Linked DNA regions of Homo sapiens: region 1 is linked to region 2. A link is a loop called in an ENCODE intact Hi-C map of the cell type or tissue named here. Cell type or tissue: PC-9. All regions are shown on one strand. Each heading gives the region's core, and the rest is flanking DNA. Links, peaks and the distances in the headings are about the cores only.

Region 1 (8,347 bases), core at 235-8,234, 50 kb before region 2:
TTTTTTCTTTTTAAAATGGCCATTTCTCAATAAATAATTGACTTAGTTTGATATTTGTTTCCAGGTGATGAATGAAGGGGATTCAAGCCTTGCCACCGACTTACAGGAAGATGTAGAGGAAAATCCTAGTCCAACTGTGGAAGAGAATAATGTGGTAGTTAAAAAACAGGGGCCAAATTTACATAATTGGAGTGGTGACTGGAGCTTTTGGGTAATTTCTTTTTTTACGTCTTTATTTTAATCTTGAATACAAATTTTCTTTAAATCTGCAAGGAGTCATATAGTATTTGTAAAATTTCCTTCTTAGCTTCTAGATTTTAGATGTTTCAATTTTAGTCCAGAGTCCCAAAGACATTTCTGATTATTCTCTCCTTTGACCACTAGAATGCACTGTTGTCTGGTTCGATGAAATGGAATTAATCTGCTTCAGTTTCCTTGTGTGAAAACTACACCACAGAAGTGGATTCCACTTACACTGTAGCTCACTGTATTGTCAAGAGACTAATGTTATATAGAAACCATATTTCTGAATGTTACTGAGAAGCCAGCTATTTTATATAATTTTGATTTAAAAAATTCATTCCTGTACGTAAAGGAAGTTTAGCAGTGTTCAACCTATAGTGTATAATGACTATAAGATGGTTTTAAAGTTAGAAGCTACATATTCTGTTTCCATTGTGTTCATTCGGTTGTGTAATCTGGATGTGCTTCAGGTTTCCCCACTGGAAAATGAGACTACTGCTTGTTGATTAGGCACATTAAGATCTTAGAGTCTTTTTGGAAGAAAAACACTTCTGTATGTTACAAATGCTAACATTTATTATATTAAAGGACTCATTCTAAATCTAGCAATTCCTGTGAGAGTTATGAACCATTTGATAGAATCTGGTGTGATACAACTATAAGTGAAAATTATGTAGGATGGTAAGGCATGTATAGTTCCAATTAGTTCATTAGAAAGCTGATCTCTTGGCTGGGCACGATAGCTCACGCCTGTAATCCCAGCGTTTTGGGAGGCTGAGGTGGGCAGATTGCTTGAGCCCAGGAGTTTGAGACCAGCCTGGGTAACATGGCAAAACCCAGTCTCTACAAACAAACAAACAAACAAAAATTAGCCAGGCGTGGTGGCACATGCCTACAGGCTACATCCCAGCTACTCAGGAGGCTGAGGTGGGAGGATCACCTGAGCCTGGGAAGTTGAGGCTGCATTGAGCCATGATCGTGCCACTGCCCTCCAGCCTGGGTAACAGAGAGAGACCCTGTCTCAAAAAAATAAAAATAAAAATAAAAATAAATCTCATCTTTTGAGGATTAGGTATCCTTGGTAGCAGATTTTCTTGTAATTTTAGAGTAGGCTAAAAAAAGATTCATTAACAGGTTATAAAGATTAGTACAAGTACCATCATTCTGTTCATAATTAGCAGTTCAGTTCATTGGAATCTTAACAGTTATTGAATCTTAACGTGACTAAAACGTTTGATTTCCTATTAAGAAACGTGACATTATAAGTTTTTTTGAAATATTTTCTAAGGAAAATATTTAATTGCTAAGAAATATACAAAAATAACAATACATCCTAAAAATAATGTCATGTCTATTGACTATATTATTTTTGGTCATATTTAGAAAAGGTTTATGACAATATTGTAGTATTATGACCTTTCTGCACTAATTTTTTTTTTTTTGAGGCAGAGTTTCGCTCTTGTCACCCAGGCCAGAGTACAATGGTATGATCTCCAGTCATTGCAACCTCTGCCTCCTGGGTTCAAGTGCTTCTCCAGCCTCAGCCTCCCAAGTAGCTGGGATTACAAGCACCTGTCACCACACCCAGCTAATTTTGTATTTTTAGTAGAGACGGGGTTTCATCATGTTGGCCAGGCTGGTCTTGAACTCCCGACCTCAGGTGATCCGCCCGCCTCGGCCTCCCAAAGTGCTGGGATTACAGGCATGAGCCACTGTGCCCGTCCTCTGCACTGATTTTTTTTTCTAGCTTATGTTTTAGATTGGGGAACCTTCATACTCTTAGGGACTATCTACAGGGCTAAGTAGTTACTGTGGTTACTATTGACAGACTTAAAGCAAGAAAAATGGTAATGCAAGAAAAGGAAAAAGCAAAGGAAGGAGATAATTTAGAAATAGGAGAGAAAAAAAGAGGGATGTGTTCTAGATCCTTGCTACTAAAGGTGTAGTATGGGGGCCAGCAGATTTGGCATCATCTGCTGGCAATGCAGAATCTTGGGCCCAACCTCAGACTTACTGGATCACAATCTTCATTTTTCACAAGATTTTTAGGTGATTTACATTTAAATTAAAGTTTGAGAAGCACTGATTTAGAGTGTCAGAGGTTTACTTTGGCTCAGTTTGGGCCCCTAAGCTGATTGCAAACACTTCATTTTAAGGACATTGTATATGAATTCATATAGAATAGACCTAAAGAGAAGTACAGTATCTCATAAGTTTTACAGACTTTTCTACAGGTCAGTTACCCAGACACCAGAACTGTCAACAACTCAGAAGCAAACAAAAACAAAAAAAAGACCCCATATAGCTAAATCAGAGTTCATGCTGATATAGCTGGTAATAGGAGAGATCCTCAAATCTTCATTTGGTGTTTCTTTATTTTTTGCTATATTTTTTATAAGCTTAAATAAACTGAATAGGATATTGAAGGTAGGGAAATTAGTTGATAATAACACATAGAGATACCAGCAAGAAATGATAGCAGAAACTCAAAAAAAGTGAAGAAACCCAGACCTTTGTTTTTATATTTTTTAATTTTTTTACTGATATCTCTTATTCTCTTTCATCATTCAAGTTTGTTCAAAACATTACAAGAGACATGAAAGGAAAAATAATTGCATTTTTAAAACTCAGTCTGTCCAAAATATAACATATGAAACCATGCTATTATATCTTAGGAAATAACAACATTCAAAGTTAATTTGATATCAAAGTTCAAGATGAAGACTAACCTCAAAGTATGGCATGTGCAATGAAACCTGGACCTTTTAATGTGGAGGCCAAAGGTCTGTGCAGCTAAATTGGCTCTAAATAGTACTGTAGTTGGTAGAAATGGTGTTTTAAAAGTCTGGAAAATAAATAATTCATTTTTTCTCTGCCATTTAAAATCCATCAACATCTACCACAACTCTAGCATGTTGCTGTTGTTTTCTTCATTCTCCCCCAAATAAAGTAGGTATTGAAGAAAAACAAATATGATGGGGAATTCACTGAGGGGTCTAAAATTAACACAAGGAAGACAAGCCAGGCATTGTAGCACATGCCTGTAGTCCCAGGGGCTCAGGAGGCCTGAGAAAGGGGATCACTCGAGCCCAGGAGTTTGAATCCAGCCTAGGCAATATAGTGAGATCCCATCTCTAAAACAAACAAATGAAAATAAAACAAAACACAAGGAAGACAAGTAGCATAACAGGAATGTATTCATAAGGCACATGACCTGGTATGTAAGCAAATAATTAGGGATGTCAGAGCCATTTCACTGGAATACCCAAGGAACCTAGAGTTGTGCTTTTTCACTTTAGAGAGGTTTCTAGCAAAAGAATGGATAACTTTAAAAAGTATTGGTATTTACAGAGTTAAGCTACAGGGATCTGGGAAGTTCACTAATGTAGAATAATTCATATGTTCTAGCCTGGCTAAATCAGTTGTTCCACAGTAGTGAATTTAGAGGGCAGCATGATATAATTGAACACATTGGAGACTGCGAACAAAATATCTGGAATAGAGTCTCTGCTCTGCATCTGGTGATTTCAGGGTGTGGTCATCTTGAGTATGTTGCATAACCTGTCTCACCTCAGTTACCTCACCTATAAAATTAGAGATTGGGTCATGGTATTACAACACTGGTCTGTCTTGAATCAGTAGTAACCTCATGCTGTTTAACAGATTGGCTAATAAGTGCCTTTCTGACAGTAAGACTAATTTAAATAATAAGAATTAACTCTCTATGGCTGTTGATAGTGAGCAATGGCTTAAGATTTTCAGATTTTTTATTTCAATTCTATAGTTTAAAGATAGGAATCTTAGTTGTTGTATTTGTTTTTTTTTTTATTTTAAAATATTGGGCCAGACATTGTGGCTCATGCTTATAATCCCAACACTTTGGGAGGCCAAGGTGGGAGGATCACTTGAGGCCAGGAGTTTGAGACCAACCTGAGCAACATAGTAAGACCCCCATCTCAACAAAACAAAATAAAAATTAGCTGGCTGTGGTGGCTTGCACCTGTAGTCCCAGCCACTTGGGAGGCTGACATGGAAGGATTGCTTGAGTCCAGGATTTGAGGTTATGGTGCGCTGTGATCATGCCACTGCATTCCAGGCTAGGCGACAGAGAGAGACGCTGTCTCAATAAAATAAGATAAAATAAAAATTTAATTCTGTATGTGAGAAATGAGTTTTATTATTACCTTTTAAACCCTAATTAAACAATAAAAATTATGTGAAATGATGAAATGAAATTTAAAATAATGGCAAATATTTATGCTTTTGCCCATTAACTTAGTAAAAAAATATATAGCAAAATGTAAAACAAACAAACAACCAAAAAACTCTTAAAACAAAAGACTTACTTTCTTCTTGGCTAGAGTAATAGTATATTCCATGTGGATTAAGATCCCAGAGGCAAGGCAGACAAAGATCTGCAACATATGCATTTATTTAGTGCAAATTCTTTTAGCGATATAGAGTAAGCAACTATTGGGAGTAGAAAATAGCCTTTGAGATTGTTCATTGTGTGTGTTCAGAAGATGACATACTTACCTGGGATTTTTTAATAGAAGTAATAGTGCTTTGGATAAGCTAGTTAATATTTTATTTATTTATTTATTTATTTATTTATTTATTTATTTATTTTTTATTGATCATTCTTGGGTGTTTCTCGCAGAGGGGGATTTGGCAGGGTCATAGGACAATAGTGGAGGGAAGCTCAGCAGATAAACAAGTGAACAAAGGTCTCTGGTTTTCCTAGGCAGAGGACCCTGCAGCCTTCCGCAGTGTTTGTGTCCCTGGGTACTTGAGATTAGGGAGTGGTGATGACTCTTAACGAGCATGCTGCCTTCAAGCATCTGTTTAACAAAGCACATCTTGCACCGCCCTTAATCCATTCAACCCTGAGTGGACACAGCACATGTTTCAGAGAGCACAGGGTTGGGGGTAAGGTCACAGATCAACAGGATCCCAAGGCAGAAGAATTTTTCTTAGTACAGAACAAAATGAAGTCTCCCATGTATACTTCTTTCTACACAGACAGGGCAACCATCCGATTTCTCAATCTTTTCCCCACCTTTCCCCCCTTTCTATTCCACAAAACCGCCATTGTCATGATGGCCCGTTCTCAATGAGCTGTTGGGTACACCTCCCAGACGGGGTGGTGGCCTGGCAGAGGGGCTCCTCACTTCCCAGTAGGGGCGGCCGGGCAGAGGCGCCCCTCACCTCCCGGACGGGGCGGCTGGCCAGGCGGGGGGGCTGACCCCCCCACCTCCCTCCCGGACGGGGCGGCTGACCGGGCGGGGGGCTGACCCCCCCACCTCCCTCCCGGACGGGGTGGCTGGCCGGGCGGGGGGCTGACCCCCCACCTCCCTCCCGGACGGGGCGGCTGGCCGGACGGGGGGCTGAACCCCCAACTCCCTCCCTAGAGCCCCTCCAGCTAGTTAATATTAAATATTCTTTTGTGCTTTGATAATTCATTAAGATCTTTAAAAATATTTGTCAATTGTATATACTTACTTTTTTTTTTTGCTGTACGTTTATTCAATGCAAAATAATAATACTCTCCAGTTTTACTGAGGTGGCTGACCACGTCCACGACCAAATCTGCCTTTAAACTGGAATTCGGTTGCTGACACAGCCCCAGCCTCGACTTTCTTGTTGGCACCAGGGGGCACAAAACTCCGTCTGTAGGTATCTCTGTCGGCTTCCCCTTTTGTGAGTCTTGCAGGTCGCTCACCCTCCAGACCTTTAGGCCAAGGCCTGCCAGTCTCTGGATGGCTGCAGCGTAGGGTGGCAGCACAGTCTCCGGGGCAGATGAAGATAATCATGGAGATACTGGATGCCCTCATTGGTAAGGTACCAGTAGAAATGTCTCCAGGCAAACTGTTCCTTCACGTAGCCTCAGGACTTGAGAGACTGCATGGCCTTCATGACATGAAGGTTGGGCACATTCTTGTCTGCCAGCTCGGGTGCTTAGGCATGTGGACGTCCTTCTTGGCCACCATGACTCCCTCCTTAAAAAGGAGTTCATAAATGGCAATCCGGTTCTTCTTAGGCATCAACATCTCCGCTGCTGTAGGGTCCGGGGCTGAGGCTGGAAAGGATATACTTAATTTTTTTTTTATTTTTATTTTTTTAATTTTTATTTTTTTTGAGATGGAGTATTGCTCTGTCACCCAGGCAGGAGTGCAGTGGTGTGATCTTGGCTCACTGCAAACTCCGCTTCCCCGGGTTCACACCATTCTCCTGCCCCAGCCTCCCAAGTAGCTGGGACTACAGGCGCGTGCCACCACGCCCGGCTAATTTTTTGTATTTTTAGTAGAGACAGGGTTTCACCATGTTAGCCAGGATGGTCTTGATCTCCTGACCTCGTGATCTGCCCTCCTCGGCCTCCCAAAGTGCTGGGATTACACGCGTGAGCCACTGCACCCGGCCTATACTTCTTTAATAGCAGATTTAGCTAATCATTGTATTTTTAAACTGGAGGGATTTGTAAAGTTTTCTGAAATGCGTAACTAAAATTAAGTTTACTCAGGGGTCCTTTGTGTGTTCCTCTTTGAATAATTGTTTATTTGAAAATCTTGAAAACTATGCATAAAGAAGATAGGAGATCTCAGATTCCTCAGGTCTTTGATTTAGGAAGGGAAATAGAAAAAAAGATGGAGTAGGAGAATTTTAAAAAAGATTAGAGTTCGAATTGATTTTTTAAAATTTTTTTGTTTTAAAACGTTTTAAGAATAAACAGATTTTCAACCATTATCTACATATATGCAAATAATAACTAGTATACTTAGGTTTTAATAGAAAATATTTATATTTGAATTTTTCTAGATAATAGTCAAGTTTTCTTTCTTTCTTTTTTTTTTTTTTTTGAGACAGTCTCACTCTGTTGCCCAGGCTGGAGTGCAGTGCTGTGATCTCGGTTCACTGCAGCCTCCACCTCCTGGGTTCAAGTGATTCTCCTGCCTCAGCCTCCTGAGTAGCTGGGACTACAGGTGCACGCCACCAGCTGAGCTAATTTTTGTATTTTTAGTAGAGATGGGGTTTCACCATGTGAGCCAGGCTGTTCTCAAGCTCCTGACCTCAGGTGATCCATCCACCTCAGCCTCCCAAAGTGCTGGGATTGCAGGCCTGAACCACTGTGCCTGGCCAAGTTTTCTTTAACTGTGCAAAAAATCAGAAGCCTTTATTCTGTACTTTATTTATTTATTTATTTATTTGAGGTGCAGTCTCACTCTGTCAGCCAGGCTGGAGTGCAGTGGCATGATCTCGGCTCACTGCAACCTCCGCCTCCTGGGCTCAAGCGATTCTCGTGCCTCAGCCTCCCGGGTAGCTGGGATGAGAGGTGCGTACCACCACTCCCGGCCTATTCTGTACTTTATCAGTAACTTATCCTACTCACATTATTAACAGGTAAATTTTTCTACTGAGAAGTGGGGAATAAAACTGATTTTTTTTTGCCACAAATCTGTTTTATACATACATAGTAAGGATTAATTAATGTTGTACTATTAAAAAAATCCCAAGAGGATTAATTAGTATGTTTGTAACATACTTTGGCAACTGGGGAGAATAGGTTTCCTGTAATCATGTTGTCCTCCACAACAACATGTCTTGGATTTATTCAAGCTTATAAAGGATATTTCAGATTTTTACTTTGGTGACTGATAAAAAAGAATAAACTCATTTTCTAATTTATGTTGGATTAAAAAAACATTTTATCCAATTTGAAAAATTTTAAGTATAGTTAGATACTGCTCGATAAACCTAGATATCTTTTAACAGTTTTAGGAATAAAAACCAACACTTCTGGCAATACAAGAAGGGGACGATTTAAATGCTCTTCTGCTAAGGGTACCTAGCAATGCTGGATGAAATGTTTCAAACTTTTTTTTAATAATGAATGTCTTGGCTCACAAAACAGCGAGGGAAATATACCTAAGGGGTTAAAAAAAAAGAAAAAAGAGGGAACTGATTACCAGAGTTGTAAGCCCATAAGCTAATGCCGAGGTACCCGTGAGGAATTTGCTCAGCTTTAATGGCTATGCTGTGATAGGAGATAGGAGATAGCACCTTGAACTTGTATGAGCTGGAACTGAAAACTCTTTATAAAGCCTGA
Region 2 (8,347 bases), core at 269-8,268:
TATGTAAGGTTATCAGTAGTAACAAGGGTTAAAATTTAAAAGATTTTTAAAATTGAGGCTCAATCAATTATTTCATATTCCTACTGATATTCTTGTATTATTGCATTTAGGATTACAGATATTATAATATAGGCAGGATGTATGCAGAAAATTTACTTTTGTACTGTTGTTTTTTTTTTGAAATGGAGTCTTGCTCTGTTGCCCAGGCTGGAGTGCAATGGCATGATCTCGGCTCACTGCAACCTCCGCCTCCTAGGTTCAAGCGATTCTCCTGCCTCAGCCTCCTGAGTAGCTGGGATTACAGGTGCTTGCCACCACACCCAGCTAATTTTTGTATTTTTCATAGAGGCGGGGTTTCACCATGTTGGCCAGGCTGGTCTCGAACGCCTGACCTCAGGTGATCTGCCTGCCTTGGCCCCCCAAAGTGCTGGGATTACAGACGTGAGCCACCACGCCCGGCCTGTACTGTTTTTATCTTAGCAAGGTAATAGTGGTCTCTCTTGCCAGCACATGGGGGCTATGGGGAAGCTAGCTCTCCTTGGAAATTTAAGAGTATATTCTGAAAGTGAATATTTCAATCCAGGGTCTAATAGAGCAGAAATCTGTACTTATTTTGAATTTTAAGGCTTAAAGAGACAGAATGTCTTTTCATCTTATTCCCAAATGGCAGAAGAAGATAGCATATGTTAGATTCAGGGGTAAAGTAATGAGGGGAGCTTTTTAAATGTATACAGATATACGCTGTCTAAATTCTGATACATGTTACTCTAGCTTCTATTTTGGGAATCACTAAGTAGAAGGTTGACAGAAGGGTGTCCTATTCCTCAGGTGTGTTGGGGAAAAAGGGTTTAAAACAGTTGATTGAAAGTATTAGTGTATAAAAAGAAAGAATATATCGGTCTGAAGAGGACTTGGTCAGACGTAGGCCAAGAACTTAGGACTTAGGACAGAAAAGTAGAGTTGCAGAGGCAGACTTTGATCAATAGAGAACCATATGGAGATGGGACAGAGATGAATCATCATGCCCCACCAAGGTCACAGTAAATTGTCCCTTAAAGCTGTCTACTTTTGCTCTGATTCCATGCTTGTTGTGCCACTTTCTGATTGCTAATCTGACTTCCAAGGTATTCAGGTGTTCTGGGCGATAGAAGAAAAGATTTCTGATCACCAGAAAGGAATCTTCCCCACCGTGCATTAGTGTATTTCCAACTGAGCTAGTATCAGCTCGTGAGTGTGGCTTATATAAGTTGGCCTCCCTGAGCCAACTCTAGGATAGTGACAGCTCTGAGGCTTTTCTCTAAATAGTGGTCAGTTTACAAAGCCTATGTCAGCCACTGAGACCTTTTGGAGGAGTGTCATCCAGCTTTCTCCTTTAGCCTGCGCAACATTATCAAATCCCCTTGTTCTTTTATTTTGGAGTTACTGGAATTCCAAAAGTTTTCCAGTAGTGCTATCAATCTAATAAATGCAACATTCAGACCTACCTGGAAAAAAAATGAATATGAAATTGGTAACTATTTGTCACGTTTGCTATGTAATAGCATGGCAGTATAGAAGTGTTTGTATTATATAATTCCCTCTTTTTTACCTTCTTGATTGTCAGAACTCCTCTATCTATTTTCCCTTGGTCAGTGAGCTACACCGCCTTCTACCCAGTCACCCAAGCCAGAAACCTAGATGTATCCTTTTTCTTGCCTCTTTGCCAGCCAGCCGTGTCTAGTTGGTCACCAAGGTCATCATCATTTCTAGCTTGAACCATTACCAATGTCTTCTTATCTCTTTTTAACACCTGATCTGTCTTTGAGGTTGATGTCAAATAGTAGTGTTTTAAAATCATGTCTTTTAAAATCATAATTCTGAACTTGTTACTTTTCTATATGAAACCACTGGGTGGCTTTTGATATTTCGACAATGTAAAGTCCATATTCTTTGGCATGGCATACAAGGCTCTTCATGACCTGGCTGCTTCCTCCTTCCCCACTGTATCTCCTCTCCCTGCCTCACTCTCATGACACACACATGCTCAAGTGATGGGGAACTGGTTTGGCAAGCTGCATCATTCCTCTGGATGCTTGCATTTGACATACATGTGCTCATCCTGTGCTCATCTTACTTGACCTTTCGGCAGCGTTAGATACCACTGTATACTCCCTCTATTTTGAAATACTTTCTTCCCTTGCCTTTCATGACATTCTTTCTGGAATCTTCTCTTACCTTTCTGGTATTTCCCTGAATCTTTTTTTGCTGGCCACTCCTCTATTTTCTCTTTGTGTGTTGGGCTTTCTTGGGGTTCAGTTTTAGGTTCTGTTTTTCCCTCTGAAGCCTACTAAATTTAGCTCTGCCCTACATAGCAGTGGTTTGGTATAAGGATTTTTATATTTAGCAAAAATGTGTATAAATATCAGTTGTGGTACAGTTAATGTATATTTTCTCATAGCTATTTGTTCACCATCGTAAATATATTTAGTTACAATTTCAGTCAATGAGAACTACCATAATATGCTAAAAGCACTGCCTTTTAGACAGCGGAAGCTGCCCCCACAGTGGGCTTTCTTCATTTGAATGAGTAGTATTTTCAGCATCACTCTACTCTATCTCATTCTGCCATTGTATAAAATGATGAGATTTTAGCATCCCTCAAAAGGTTGATCCGTGGAGTTCATCAAGTAGCCTTTGATTTGTTTACACACATCACTAAATTAAATGGAATGACTAGGTAGAAATTAGGGCAAATTTTGCTTCTTTATTTAGAAGAAAAATTTTCTTCTGAGAAATAAATAGGAATTAGTAGATGAAACTGTACTGTCTATTATAGTCCAGATCACTGCCAGGGAATTATTCTAAATACACCAAAGTCAGAAATATTTTCAAAGAAAAGAATTATTGAGTAATCAAAATGTTGCCTTAAACCTTTCAGTGATGAGAGATGTGCCGGGTGCTTAGTAGAATTATTCCACCTGAACAGCTGGCTCTTCCTGCTATTTCCTTACGTTACATTTACAGCACTCAGAGATAGAATCTTTGGTTGTTGTAAAGGATTAATGCAAGAGTCTGATAGGAATACTACGTCAGTACTAGAGAAGTAGTATATGAAGAGGTAATCATGACATTCCCAGAATTGCATAGAAATTACTAGCATGGAGAAGAAAAATTAACCTGTAATATAGTTAATTTTAAAGATGAGATTAAAATAATATTGCAGTAGCTGTTTTATATCAATTTAGCATAAGCAAGATGTTTTTACTTTCATTTTGTTTTTTCTAATCTGTGCGTAGAACAGAGAAAATTAGGAACTGTCCCTTTAATAAAACCTGTTTACCTATCTTCTTCTTGTAGGAGTGGCTTAGGAACCTGTAGAGTGAGGTATAACTTCCAATTCTGCATTCTGACCTGCAACCTTGGAAAGAGTGCTGGTACTACAACCAGGAAGTGACAGATAATGTGCTTTAAACTACATTAGAAAAGCTTCTCATAGCAAAACTGAGAGATTGAAGCAGTGATTATTTTTACATAGTTGTCATTAAATATTTGGAGCTCTGCTGTGCATAGAGATGGCAACATACTTAGAATACACAGCTTTCTGGGCCAGAAATTGATCTTCTGACTTTTGAGCCTTATCTGATTACTGCTTGGTTCATCTTTATTTTGTTAAACTACTCTGTAGGCTGAAAGGGAGAGACTCTCCTTGGTTTGCAGGTGGGTGGTCAGCTTGTGTTTAAAATTTAGGTTGTTTTGAAGACTACTAAGGTAGATTATTTTTGCTGCTGATTATTGAAAGAATTATGAATATCAGGCTGGGCATATGTTTGAATGTTTGAATGTTCAACATGGCTGTAAATAACCACATTTTTATGAAAACTGGACAACTTTATAGAAAACGTCATTTTTAACAAATTGGCAAATCTACAAGATGGTGAATTACATGAGTTATATTTTATTTTCCATTAACCTGTTATATATATTAAATTACTAGCTTGAAAAGTATATTGTGATTACCCTGCTATTAACTTCCTGCTAGTATTTAATACAATATTCAAAACATTTATGTAGTCAAATAAAATTACATTTTTGTTGTTAGTATTTTACTAATAAGTTTCATTTCTTTTGCTGTTAGGAAGCTGCCTGAGTATTCATCATTGGTTTATCTTTTTGCTTTAGTCTGCCTTTGTAATCGTTTGATATCTATTATTTAAGAAAAGTTTTTATAAAAGATTAGTCTTACACAAGTATATTGAAATATTGCTTGCTTCTCATTATAAAGTTAACCATCCTAGTAAGACACTAAAATATTTCAAAGATAATTTCTTTGGAAGAATGAGTTAATTAGTAGTGTGAGTTATTATTGTGAAAAAAAGTTCACAACAAATGACTCATTTGGAGTGGAAGTCAGAAAATAAACGTGTATGTTCCTTTAATATCAAGGACAGTGGTTTCTTAATTTTCTCTACCACTAATGGTCCTTTTTATGTTTTTTTCTATGGACACTGTGCTTCCAAAGACTTTGTCTACCAAATAAGGGGTATACATTAAATAATAAATATTAAAACATCACTACTTGTTAGATATATATTATTTCCAGTGAGAATTTATTAGCCTGTGTTATCCATTGTAGGTTAATATAGTTCAGCTCGAAACAGAGGCTTGCCATTTCACTTAACTTGAATAGCTTTATTTTAGATAATTGGATATTTTTGACTTTTTGAAATATTATCTGATAATATCTGATGATAATATCTGAATTTTCATCATCTGCTCTTGTGGAATCCTGGTAATCTGGGCACAGTAGATTGGGAACTAGTGGTCTAAAGTGCAGACATTTTGTTCTTAATATCTTTGAAGGTCCATGAAATGTAATGAAGGTCATCTAGTATAACATAACAAACAAAGATGCCATAGTTACTAGACAGAGAAGAAAAAAGGAGGAAGAAAAAGGAAGTGGTATTTATTGTAGGGAACCCTGGGGAGGAATTCAAGGCATCTGTGTTGTGGCCCCATCAAGTCTATATTTATCTCTACTATTTCGCAACTTAAAATTTTTATTTCAGTTAGGCTGATAGACTACTGACTTCAAAACAAATGTTACTTATGTTCATGTATTTATTCTGTATTTTTAGTTGGTTTCCGTCTCTTCAACTTTTCCCATTTCTCCATTTCCCCATATTCTTCCTTTATCTCAGCTGAAAACACTTCTCCAATGTGAAGCTTTATCTGATCACACTAATCCACAGTCCTATTTCCTTCCTTTAGACTTTCATATCATGTTGACTGTACCAGTACTTTAGTGCATGATCATATTATATCTTGTCATATAACTTAAGAACATCCCATGTCTCTTCAACTATATTAAAAGTTGTTTGAGGGCCAGGAGCTTAACTTCTACATTATGTTTTTATGTTTATTCTCCTTAGCATCTAGTGCAGTAACGCACATTTGTTAGGTACTAAATAAATATCTGTTGAATGAATGAGAGAGATTATCTTACTAACAATTGCTTCAAGTGTTATGCTACTTCCTTACACCTTGCTTAAGCAGGTAATTAACTATCTGTAATGTTTTTAGACATCAGACCATTGGTTATCATAATATTGTTATTTAATTTTATTTTTCAACTGGAGGCCATTATCCTAAATCATAATAATACTGTTTTTGTTTTGCTAGGTAATGTGTGAGTTTGTTGTATTTGATGATTTAAAAATTTGTTAATTTCTGCCTACAAAGAAAGAACAAGCTGGACTTTATTAAAGATAAATCAAAGGAAAAATTCTGAAGTCCAGACTCTTGCATTTTATATATTAGGAAAATATAGTTTAAAATTTATTGATATATAAGATTTTTAAAGTGGTTAAAATATTCAGATACATTATGGATTAAGAGGACAGGTTCTAAGCTGACAGGGCTGAACGGTGATTCAGTGGTCATGGTAGACTGGTTAGATTGCAGAACTAAACTGAAGATCAGAGGCTAGGCACCATGTCTCACGCCTATAATATCAGCATTTTGGGAGGCTGAGGAGGGTGGATCACTTGAGGTCAGGAGTTCCAGACCAGCCTGGCCAACATGGTGAAACCCCATCTCTACTAAAAATACAAAAATTAGCTGGGTGTGGTGGTGCACACCTGCAATCCCAGCCACTCGGGAGGCTGAGGTAGGAGAATCGCTTGAACCTGGGAGGTGAAGGTTGCAGTGAGCTGAGATTGCACCACTGCACTCCAGCCTGGGTGGCACAGTGAGACTCCATCTCAAAAACAAGCAAACAAACTGCAGATCAGTAATTACCAGAAAGTATGAACAAATTATTATTATTATTATTATTATTATTTTGAGATGGAGTCTCGCTCTGTCACCCAGGCTGGAGTGCAGTGGCACAATCTTGGCTCACTGCAACCTCCGCCCCCTGGGTTCAATCGATTCTCCTGCCTCAGCCTCCTGAATAGCTGGGACTATAGGTGTGCGCCACCATGCCCAGCCAATTTTTGTATTTTTTTTTTTTAGTGGAGACCAGGTTTCACCATGTTGGCCAGGATGGTCTCGATCTCTTGACCTCGTGATCTGCCTGCCTCAGCCTCCCAAAGTGCTGGGATTACAGGCGTGAGTCACTGTGCCTGGCCTGAACAAATTATTTTACAGAAAGAAAATTTAAAACATTTTTAACCTCCCATTTTCAGTAGTTATTATAATATGTACTTTAAAATCATTTTATCTATTCCTTTTATGAACTCTGCCAGATAGCTTTTATTAACTCATTTTTATAGATATGCAAAATGGAGGTACAGAAAGGTCAAATAACTACCAAAGCCCCATATCTAGTCTTTGCACAACAGGTCATTTTTGACTTCAAAACTCATGTTTTGAATCACTGTGATATTATATTTTATATTTTCCAATGCTCAGTGTAATTTTTCTGTCACTTTAGAGCCTGACTAGACAGGAATTCTGGCAACTGCTCCAGCAGAACTATGGCACTGAGCTAGGTTTAAATGCTGAGGAGATGGAAAACTTGTCACTGTCGATTGAGGATGTGCAGCCAAGGTACAGCAAAATGTTTTGAAATGTCAAAATTTATCAATTATTAATCAAAGCAGAATTATTTTACATTCGACTAATTCTGAATTTCTAGTAATTTATCTTTGGCTGCCATTTGCCCCTTTGTTCTTTGTGGTGGAATGGGGTGAAAGGTGGGGACAGAGAATAGTTTGCTAAATAGGTAAGCACATATGAGATATATAAGGAAATGTTGGCTATGTCACTTAGGGTAGACTTAAAGTCTGGTTTTAGTAAGCCTGTTTATTAAGGATCTGGAGAAGTACCTAGTGAAATCTCTGAGTTTATAGATGACAGTAAAGTAAATTATATGGTAGGTGTTTTGAAGGATACAATAACATGATTTTTCCTCAGGAATTCCCTAACATAGTGCTTAGCATGTGGTTGGCACTCCATAAATATTGAATACATTAATGGAAGGAGCATATAGCCTACCGTGGAATGCAAATAATTGTAATACAAGGTCGATAATGGTAAGAGTCATAACAGAGTAACAGATAATGTGATAAAGAAATTAAGAGTACAGAGAGACTATTTTTGACTGATGAGGATTCATTTAGAAGAGTGGACATTTTTATTAACCTCTACAAGTAAAAGTGCATTATGTCCAGTGGAAATTGAGGCTGTTAGCAATAAAAACAATTAAGGAGAATACATTAAAATTCTATAGCAAACATTATGCTGAGTGAAAAAAGCCAGTCACAAAAGGCCATATATTGTATGATTCCATGTATGTGAAATGGAGTCTAGAACTGGTAAGTTTATAGAGACAGAAAGTAAATGGTAGTTGCCAGGAGCTGATAGGAAGGGAGAATGGGGAGTGACTGCAAGTGACTGCAAAGCATTTCTTTGTTGGGGTGATGACAATGTTCTACAATTAGTTAGTGGTGATGGTTGCCCAACTCTGTAACCCACTAAATTGTACACTTTACATGAAGTGAATTTTGTGGTGTGTGGATTATATCTTAAAAGCTGTTATTTAGAAATTCTATAGCAAATCTTAAAATGGAAATATTTTGAAAGTCTCAAAGTATGTGCAGAAATTTTACTCATCTAGGTAATCTACTTATGCTGATCCAATTTATATCTTTTCAGCTTAGCATCAGTATTTTATAGGCTTTTTTACATGGTTGCACATGTATATTTTATTAGCTTTCTGTAAAGTTAAAAATTTCCATTGTATTGTTCTCCTTGAGAAGTTTAGTAGCCTCTTGCCGGCTCTGGATTTGGATAGAAAAGCAGTTACTCTAATGCAAAGAGCCTTGGATTATGGTAAACAGGATCTGGATCTTAGTTAGGGTCACCA

What was found. Hi-C counts contacts between places; a loop is a spot of excess contacts. Peaks named below come from ENCODE experiments on the same cell type or tissue, not always from the same donor. Only the 100,000 strongest peaks of a DNase experiment are listed, where the experiment ranks them.
Region 1: it touches region 2 in a loop (5-fold over the local background); 6 of 110 quality-filtered maps call a loop at or near these places.

Annotation. Positions count from the first base shown.
Region 1 is chr3:113,844,439-113,852,785 of GRCh38, forward strand. It overlaps GRAMD1C (GRAM domain containing 1C), which reads left to right. Exons shown (of 18, transcript NM_017577.5): 2 at 65-211. It also overlaps the pseudogene RPS10P4. Among named protein-coding and RNA genes, the nearest start is that of GRAMD1C, 9.8 kb to the left of the region's middle. In PC-9, for the core only: CTCF peaks have their summits at 363 and 562; a DNase peak (open chromatin) is centred at 3,843; H3K27ac peaks cover 1,528 bases.
Region 2 is chr3:113,894,118-113,902,464 of GRCh38, forward strand. GRAMD1C (GRAM domain containing 1C) reads left to right here. Exons shown (of 18, transcript NM_017577.5): 7 at 6,914-7,029. Among named protein-coding and RNA genes, the nearest start is that of ZDHHC23, 50 kb to the right of the region's middle. In PC-9, for the core only: no CTCF peak of the experiment used is centred there; a DNase peak (open chromatin) is centred at 3,364; H3K4me3 peaks cover 3,037 bases; H3K27ac peaks cover 1,432 bases.